Regions from separate parts of the Homo sapiens genome. Here region 1 is linked to region 2. A link is a contact called in ENCODE Hi-C or POLR2A ChIA-PET data. All regions are on one chromosome and are shown on one strand. Each heading gives the region's core, a stretch centred on a gene start or an enhancer-like site at or near the end of the contact. The rest is flanking DNA. Distances are from core to core; before and after follow the strand shown. Region 1 holds the start of LINC02569 (long intergenic non-protein coding RNA 2569). Region 2 has its middle 13 kb from the start of MIR877.

Region 1 (5,219 bases), core at 1,675-4,174, 81 kb before region 2:
GGAGTCTGCAGTGAGCCAAGATCACACCACTGTAGTCCAGCCTGGGCAACAGAGCAAGACTCCATCTCAAAAATATTACATTAAAAAAAGTAAAATTTGTAAAAGAAACAAACAGCATCAGAAAAAATAATATGTTGGTAATTATTTTTTAAAAACTAAAAACTAAAAACTACAAATCTCTTCTTTTTCTTTTTCTTTTTTGAGAGACAAGGTCTCACTCTCTCACCCAGGATGGAGTGCAGTGGTTTGACCATCGCTCACTGCAGCCTCAAATCCTGGACTCAAGTGATCCCCTCACCTCAGCCTCCTCCTGAGTAGCTGGGACTACAGATGCACACCGCCATGCCTGGCTCCTTTTCATTTCTTAACTGTTTTAAAAGAAATTACATAAAACAACAATTATAAAATTACAGTGTTGGGTTTGTAACATCTAAAGATAATGTGTGTGTATATATGCACTCACACACATATGACAATAATGGTACAAAGGATAGGGAAAAGATGGAGTTACATTGAAACAAAGGAACCACATCAGATTGTAAGTCCAATCCACAAGAACAAATCATCAGAAACACTAAATAAGTTTCATACGAAAAACTTTAAGTGTATTTTACTAATTTCTTCTCTTAATTTTTTAAAAGACGTAGAATTTGGCTGGGCACAGTGGCTGACGCCTGTATTCCCAGCACTTTGGGAGGCCGAGGTGGGTGGATCACCTGAGTTCAGGAGTTCCAGACCAGCCTGGGAAACAGGGCAAAACCCCGTCTCTACTAAAAATACAAAAATTAGCTGGGCATGGTTGTGCTCACCTGAAATCCCAGTTACTCAGGAGGCTGAGTTGGGAGGATCTCTTGAGCCTAGAAAGCAGACGTTGCAGTGAGCCGAGATCATGCCACTTCACTCCAGCCTGGAGTACATCCCTACACCCCCTCAGGTTCAGTCTGAACTGAACAGGGGATACCTGTGAAAGGAAAATAAATCTTGGGGCCCGAAAATCACTAAGCTAAAGGGAAAAGTCAAGTTGGGAACTGCTGAGAGCAAACCTACGTCTCATTCTATTCGGTCACTCCTCTGCTTACTGAGATAAATGCTATCTGATTGCCTCCTTTGGAGAGGCTAATCAGAAACTCAAAAGAGGCCGGGCACAGTGGCTCACACCTGTAATCCTAGCACTTTGGGAGGCCGAGGCGGATGGATCACCCGAGGCCAGGAGTTCGAGACCAGCCTGGCCAACATGGTGAAACCCCGTCTCTACTAAAAATACAAAAATTAGCTCAGCGTGGTGGCACATGCCTGTAATCCCAGCTATTCGGGAGGCTGAGGAATGAGAATCGCTTGAACCTGGGAGGTGGAGGTTGCAACAAGCCAAGATCGCACCACTGCACTCCAGCCTGTGCAACAGGAGCGAGCCTCCATCTCAAAAAAAAAGAAACTCAAAAGAAAGTAACCATTTGTCTCTTATCTACCTATGACCTGGAAGCCCCCTCGCCACTTGGAGTTGTCCCACCATTGCTTCAAGTTGTCCCGCCTTTCCAGACCGAACCAATGTTAATCTTACATATGTTGATTGATGTCTCATGTCTCCCTAAAATGTATAAAACCAAGCTGTGCCCTGACCAACTTGGGCACATGTCATCAGGACTTCCTAAGGCTGTGTCACCGACACACATCCTCAACCCTGACAACATAAACTTTCTAAATTAACTGAGACCTGTCTCAGATATTCAGGGTTCACACTCCCCTGGACCCCCTGACTTTCTTCAGGGCACTGGCCACTTTCTTGTCTGTCTTTGGACACTCTCCTCTAGAAGTCTTTGAAATTCTTGAGGCAGGAAGGACCAATTCCCAGCCCTGAATCTTGCATAAAGTGGGTCCTTTTTAAATGGAAATACGGCTACTCCTCAAAGGAAGGCTAGGAATTTTGCTCTGTGTGACCCTAGTCGTAGTTCTTCACAGAGGGCTCCATTTCACTTGCCTTTCCTTCTGCTTTTTTCTTCACTCGTTTCCCCACAGAGCAAGACAAAAGAAGCCGGCAAGGATGGCTCTGGTCAGGGTCTGCCTTCAGCCACCCAAATGGGATTGCAAAGAGGAGGACAGGGATGGAAAGGGGAAAGTTTGATTTGGTTTGGTTTGCTTAGTCTTTCTATTGGTACCACTTCCTTATCCCAACCTCATCATCTTCCCCGATCCCTACCAACCCACTGCAGGCATATGAGCCCTAAAATCTGGGAAAGGCTTTTTTCCCTAGGGGCCCTGGCCTCACAGACTTGCCCAGGGGGGTAAATTCTCAGTGGCTCAGTGGCACGTGCCTCACGTCCTCACCGGCAGCCTAGATAGATAGATAGATAGATAGATAGATAGATAGATAGATAGATGATAGATAGATATATAGTTTTTTTTTTTTTTTTTTTTTTGAGACGGAGTTTCGCTCTTGCCGCTGCCCAGGCTATAGTGCAATGGCGCCATCTCGGCTCACCGCAACTTCCGCCTCCCAGGTTCAAGCGATTCTCCTGCCTCAGCCTCCCGAGTAGCTTGTATTACAGGCATGCGCCACCACACCCGGCTAATTTTGTATTTTTAGTAGAGAGGGGGTTTCTCCATGTTGTTCAGGCTGGTCTCGAACTCCCAACCTCAGGTGATCCGCCTGTCTTGGCCTCTCAAGTGCTGGGATTACAGGGGTGAGCCACCGCGCCCAGCCGGGAGCCCCTATTTTAAGGACGCTATTGCTGTGGAGGAGTAACCCCACTTTTAGGAATCCTTTTCCGTGCGAAAGGCTGTTTGAGATCAGGCGCAACAACTTCTCCCGCTCAGGTTACCCTCAGAAAGGCTATGGACCCCGGACTCCGCCCCAGATTGCATAACAACTGAGGGGTGGGTCCCTATTTCCTCTCTGGGATCTGTAGCCAATCATTCACGAGGTAAACAGAACGACCGAGTTTCTCTCAGCCGAGAACTGTGGCTGCCCCTCCGGTGAAAACAGAGGAAGTGGGAGCGGCAGGAAGCGCTTTGGGACCAGGGCGACCCCTGAAGCGTAGAGGAACCAGGTCACAAGCATACGTGAATGCTCACATTCCATAGTTATCAAATGTATTCAGGTTTAAATTTTACTTTTCTAGAAAAAATGTAAATAATCCGTTGAGAATATTTAATGAAAAATGTTGGTCGTATCTTTATCTGGTCTGCGGCTCTGTCCCTGTTTCCTGGATAGGAGACTACGTCTGTATCTTGTATCACAGGAGGCACCTTCTTCCTGTTTCCTGGCACAGACTTGTAAGTGAATTTCCTGCCCGCCTCCGCCCACAGCGTAAGCCGCGCTGGAACAGCTCACTTATTGCCCCAGATGTATGTGGAGTAACCGCCTTCAGTTTCCTGGTTCTGAGTTTCCGTGTTACTCAAGCAATGCTTCTGCTGAATTTGTCTTTTTTTTTTTTTTGAGACAGAGTCTTGCTTTGTCGCCCAGACTGGAGTGAAATGGCGTGGTCTCGGCTCACTGCAGCCTCCACCTCCTGGGTTCAAGCGAGTCTCCTGCCTCAGCCTCCTGAGTGTGCAACTTATCTTTTTATTTTATTTATTTATAATTTTTTGGCTAATTTTGGCTATTTTGTGTCTGTGTGTGTATTTTTAGTAGACATGGGGTTTCACCATGTTGGGCAGGCTGGTCTCGAACTCCTGACCTCAGGTGATCCGCCCACCTCGGCCTCCCAAAGTGCTGGAATTACAGGCGTGAGCCACCGCACCTGGCCTATTTATTTATTTATTTATTTGTGACTGAGTCTCGCTCTGTCACCCAAGCTGGAATGCAATGGCGTGATCTCGGCTCACTGCTACCTCCACGCCCCAAGTTTAAACAATTCTCCTGCCTCAGCCTCCCGAGTAGCTGGGACTACAGGTGTGCACCACCACATCCAGCTAATTTTTTGTATTTTTAGTAGAGATGGGGTTTCACCATGTTGGTCAGGCTGGTCTCGAACTCCTGACCTCAAGCGATCCACCCACCTTGGCCTCCCAAAGTGTTGGGATACAGGCGTGAGCCACTGCACCTGGTTGAATTTCTCCTTTTAATTGGAGGTTTCATTTTATTTTTCTTTATTTATTTTTTTGAGACGAAGTTGCACTCTTGTTGCCCAGGCTAGAGTGCAGTGGCGCGATCTGGGTTCACTGCAACCTCTGCCTCCCAGATGCAAGTGATTCTCCTGCCTCAGCCTCCTGAGTAGCTGGGAATACAAGCACCCACCACCATGCCCAGTTAATTTTTGTACTTTTAGTAGAGACAAGGTTTTGCCATGTTGGCCAGGGTGGTCTCAAACTCCTGAGCTCGTGATCTGCCCACCTCAGCCTCCCAAAGTGCTGGGATTACAGGCGTGAGCCACCGTGCCTGGTCTCGTTCTTTATTTTTTATTTTATTTTTTGACACCAGATCTGCTCTGTTACTCAGGCTAGAGTGCAGTGGCATTGAGAGGTGACAACCTGCTAGCAGCCCTTGCTTGCTCTTGGCGCCTCCTCGGCCTCGGTGTCTGCTCTGGCCGGGCTCGAGGAGCCCTTCAGCCCACTGCTGTGCTGTGGGGGCCCCTCTCTGGGGCTGGCTGAGGCCGGAGCCGTCTCCCTCTGCTTGGGGGGAGGTGTGGAGGGAGAGACGCCAGTGGGAACAGGGGCTGCGCGTGGTGCTCCCGGGCCAGTGGTGTTCCGGGTGGGTGCGGGCTAGGCAGGCCCTGCACTGGGGGCAAGGTTGGCGTCGCCTGCTGGGCTTGATGGGGGGGTGGGGGAGGAGCGCCCTCTGGGCTGCCGGAGTGCCCCACTAGGCGCGGCAAAGTCCCGGGAGTGCCATTGAGAGGTGAAGCCAGCTGGGCTTCTGGGTCTGGTGGGGACTTGGAGAACTTTTGTGTCTAGCTAAAGGATTGTAAATGCACCAATCAGCACTCTGTGTCTAGCTAAAGGATTGTAAACACACCAATCAGCACTCTGTGTCTAGGTAAAGGATTGTAAACGCACCAATCAGCACTCTGTGTCTAGCTAAAAGTTTGTAAATGCACCAATCACCACTCTGTGTCTAGCTAATCTGGTGGGGATTTAGAGAACTTTTGTGTCTAGCTAAAGGATTGTAAACTCACCAATCAGCACTCTGTGTCTAGCTAAAGGATTGTAAACACACCAATAAGCACTCTGTCAAAACGGACCAATCAGCTTTCTGTAAAATGAACCAATCAGCTCTCCGTAAAATG
Region 2 (4,489 bases), core at 1,591-4,090:
TTTGTTGCCCGGGCTGGTCTCAGACTCCTGGGTTCAAGTTATCCTCCCACCTCAGCCTCATTAAAGCCAAAGCCTGAAGGTAGGAAAGGAAGAGCCTTCAGGGAAGGGACCAAAATGTGCAAAGACCCTGAGGCTGAAAAGAGCTGAACATGGTCAAGGAATGGCTGGAGCTGAGAACTTGAGCATGCGCCAATACACACGGGGCCTTATATGCATAGACAGCAGGTTGGGATGTGATCAGGAGAGGCTGAGCAATGGGAGGCCATTGGTTCTGTTTAGCCAGGAGTGCAAACTGATTCAGTTTTCATTTTTACAAAATTGCTCCTGGCTGCTAGGTGGCAAATAGTGGGTGTGGGGAGACAGGGAAAAGAGATGCCAGGAGAACAGCTCAATATTACTTTGGAAAGAAGATTCTCTTCATCTAAGAATGGAATGGAAGGGAGATAATGTAGACTCAGATATTTCCATGTGAAGGGAAGGGAAAATGTTGCTCACAGTGGATGGGACTCACTTTTTCCCAAGCTTTGGTGCCAGAGAATCAAGAAGAGTAGGCCGCGCACGGTGCCTCATGCCTGTAATCCCAGCACTTTGGGAGGCCGAGGCAGGCGGATCACCTGAGGTCAGGAGTTCGAGACCAGCCTGACCAACTTGGCAAAACACCGTCTCTACTAAAAATGCAAAAATTAGCCAGGAGTAGTGGCACGCATTTGTAATCCCAGCTACTCAGGAAGCTGAGGCAGGAGAATTACTTGAACCTGGGAGGTGGAGGTTGCAGTGAGCGGAGATCATGCCATTGGACTCCAGCCTGGGCAACAAGAGCAAAACTTCGTCTCAAAAAAAAAAAAAGGTTTGCTGAGCAGCAGTAAGTGTAGAATCAATGCTAACATTAATTTGTACTGGGCTAAGATAGTAGGATTTTGTGATTTTTCAACATTAGGTCTACTGCCCAGGAGTAGGAATGAAAGAAATAGGATAATGATTCTGAATTGAAGATAGACCCCGTTGCACCTGGGGAAGGATTGACAGAAAGAGAACGTTGAATGTCACAAGGGTATTTTAGAGGGAAAAAATGGAAGCAGAAAGGAAAAACAGACTGAAACGGTAGAGAGAAAAGTGCCTGCAGGGAGGGCTTGGTGAAGAAACATCATTGTAGTGAAATGAATGAAATGTTCAACCTCTCTCCCCCTGCAAAAAAACAAAAAACAAGGAAAATCTTCTCTTTATATAATCTAAAGTTTTTACGTAAGTAAAAAGGAACAGGTAGGCCGGGTGCCGTGACTCACACCTGTAATCCCAGCACTTTGGGAGGCCAAGGCGGGTGGATCACCTGAGGTCAGGAGTTCGAGACCAGCCTGGACAACATGGTAAAACCCCATCTCTACTAAAAATACAGAAATTAGCCAGGCGTGGTGGCAGGTGCCTACAATCCCAGCTACTCAGGAGGCTGAGGCAGGAGAATCCTTGAACCCAGGGGGCAGTGAGCCAAGATCGTGCCATTTCACTCCAGCCTGGGCAAAAGAGTGAAACTTGTCTAAAAAAAAAAAACAGGTTTCTTTGAATTTTTTTTTTTTTTTTTTTTGAGATGAAATTTTGCTGTCACCCAGGCTGGAGTGCAATGGCACGATCTCAGCTCACTGCAACCTCCGCCTCCTGGGTTCAAACGATTCTTCTGCCTCAGCCTCCAGAGTAGCTGGGATTACAGGCACCAGTCACCACGCCCGGCTAATTTTTTGTATTTTTAGTAGAGACGGTTTCACCATGTTGGTCAGGTTGCTCTCGAACTCCTGATCTCAGGTGATCCACGCGCCTCGGCCTCCCAAAGTGCTGGGATTACAGGCGTGAGCCACCACGCCTGGCCGAATTTTCATAAATGATTTGAAAGAAAATGAGCTCATTCTTTCTTTTTTTTTCAGACGGAGTCTTGCTCTGTCGCCATCCTGGAATGCAGTAGCGTTATCTCGGCTCACTGCAACCTCTGCCTCCTGGATTCAAGCGATTCCCCTGCCTCAGCCTCCCAAGTAGCTGGGACTACAGGTGCGTGCCACCACTCCCGGCTAATTTTTTTTTTTTTTTGAGACAGAGTCTTGCTCTGTCGCCCAGGCTGGAGTGCAGTGGCGCGATCTCTGCTCGCTGCAAGCTCCACCTCCCGGGTTCATGCCATTCTCCTGCCTCAGTCTCCTCAGTAGCTGGGATTACAGGCACCCGCCACCACACCCACCTAAGTTTTTGTATTTTTAGTAGAGAAGGGGTTTCACCTTGTTAGCCAGGATGGTCTCCATCTCCTGACCTCATGATCTGCCCGCTTCGGCCTCCCAAAGTGCTGGGATTACAGGCGTGAGCCACCGCGCCTGGCAATTTTTGTATTTTTAATAGAGACGGGGTTTCACCATGTTGGCTAGGATGGTCTCCATCTCCTGACCTTGGGATTTGCCCGCCTCGGCCTCCCAGAGTGTTGGGATTACAGGTGTGAGCCACCGCGCTCGGCCGAGCTTATTCTTAAAATACAGTAAAAACTTTAAGCTCTCTTTTAAGGTTCTTGTGGCTTGTTGCAGGAGATAGAAGAAAGGTGAGAAGCAGGCAGTAAATGGAAGCAGAAAGAGACACAAAGTTGTGACCACTAGGTTGTGACATGTTTGGGTTTTTTCACTTGAGCTGTATACTTCTTTGGTATTTCACGCCCTAGCCTGGTCCTTAGATTATGTCTTCTCAGGTCTTCTCCCAGTGCACACAGCAACAACAGACTGACCTGAACACCTCCGCCCACACACACCAAGCCTGGGCAAGGGGAAGGTAAAACTACCCACTTTGGGCCTACATGCAGTGAGGCCTTTCAGATACTGATAAAACATTGTTGCCCCCTCATGTGGCCAATGCTGGAAATACAGCTGAGACACGTATTCCAGGGCAGTGTAGCAGCCTCAGCAACTGGGAATTTGTTAGAAATGCATATCTCGGGATCCATCCTGACCTACTAAATCAGAATTTTGCTGGACCCTACCCCCAATCTGTCTGTTTTTTCTTTTTGTTTTGTTTTTGTTTTTTGAGATGGAGATGGAGTCTGGCTCTGTCACCCAAGCTGAAGTGCAGTGGTGTGATCTCTGCTCACTGCAACCTCCACTTCCCGGGTTCAAGTGATTCTCCTGCTTTAGTCTCCCAAGTAGCTGGGATTACAGGCGCGAGCCACCATGCCTGACTAATTTTTGTATTTTTAGTAGAGATGGGATTTCACCATGTTGGCCAGGCTGGTCACAAACTCCTCACCTCAGGTGATCCATCCGCCTTGGCCTCTCAAAGTGCTGGGATTACAGGCATAAGCCACTGCATCCAACCCAAATTTGTTTTTTTTTTTCTTTCTTTTTTTTTTTTTTTTTTTTGAGACCAAGTTTCGCTCTTGTTACCCAGACTGGAGTGCAATGGTGCGATCTCGGCTCACCACGACCTCCACCTCCCGGGTTCAAGCAATTCTCCTGCCTCGGCCTCCCGAGTAGCTGGGATTACAGGCATGCGCCACCACGCCCGGCTAATTTTTGTATTTTTAGTGGAGACGGGGGTTCTCCATGTTGGTCAGGCTGGTCTCGAACTCCTGACCTCCTGATCTACCCGCCTTGGCCTCCCAAAGTGCTGGGTTTACAGGTATGAGCCACTGCACCCGGCCCCAGATTTGTTTTCTAATAAGCTCTTCAGATGATCCTGATGAATGCTAACAGACTTGAAAACCGCCATTCTCAACCCACATGTTAAAACATGTTAATATCTTCAACTGCCCCATATCTGCCACACACACTCCCCCCAGAGTGATGTATCCTTTCTTTTTTTTTTCAGATGGAGTTTCACTCTTGTTGCCCAGGCTGGAGTGCAGTGGTGCAGTCTGCAACCTCTGCCTCCTGGGTTCAAGCGATTCTCCTGCCTTCCGAGTAGCTGGGATAACAGGCGCCAGTAACCACACCCAGCTAATTTTTGTATTTTTAGTAGAGATGGGGTTTCTTCATGTTGGCCAGGCTGGTCTCGAACTTCTGACCTCAGGTGATCCAACTGCTTCGGCCTCCCAAGGTGCTGGGATTACAGGCGTGAGCCACCACGCCCAGCTTTAATTTCTGGTTTAAGAGTGGAGGCCAGGCGCGGAAATGGGGAAATGGAGTTTCCCTATGTTGCTTAGGGTAGTTTTGAACTCCTGGGTTCAAGTGATCGTCCCATGTGGGCCTCCCAAAGTGCTGGGATTACAGGCGTGAGCCAACATGCCCAGCTTTAATTTCTGGTTTAAGAAGAGTGGAGGCCAGGCGCGGAAATGGGGAAATGGAGCTTCCCTATGTTGCTTAGGGTAGTTTTGAACTCCTGGGTTCAAGTGATCCTCCCATGTTGGCGTCCCAAAGTGCTCGGATTACTGGCTTGAGCCACCATGCCTGGCCAGAGCCACTTTGGGAAGAGCAGTCTATACTTACCCTTTGTTTTTTTGTGACGGAATTTTGCCCTGTCACTCAGGCTGGAGTGC

What was found. Hi-C counts contacts between places; a loop is a spot of excess contacts on that map. ChIA-PET counts read pairs that join two places held with the same protein, here RNA polymerase II (POLR2A). Pooled maps may share reads with other maps.
Region 1: a pooled map shows a loop between it and region 2 (2.7-fold over the local background). The contact joins the promoter of LINC02569 here to the enhancer-like site in region 2. A Hi-C loop is called at or near these places in 6 of 50 pooled maps. POLR2A ChIA-PET finds 5 or more read pairs at or near these places in 10 of 52 experiments (A549, A673, GM12878 and 7 more).

What each region holds. Positions count from the first base shown.
Region 1 is chr6:30,513,342-30,518,560 of GRCh38, forward strand. It overlaps LINC02569 (long intergenic non-protein coding RNA 2569), which reads left to right and starts at 2,925. Exons shown (of 2, transcript NR_149088.1): 1 at 2,925-3,270. RefSeq lists enhancers at 729-1,506, 4,609-5,108.
Region 2 is chr6:30,594,656-30,599,144 of GRCh38, forward strand. No RefSeq gene overlaps it. Among named protein-coding and RNA genes, the nearest start is that of MIR877, 13 kb to the left of the region's middle. Within about 2 kb of position 2,841, at least 4 of the 41 ENCODE cell types and tissues checked have a DNase peak (open chromatin) inside an H3K27ac peak, as active enhancers do.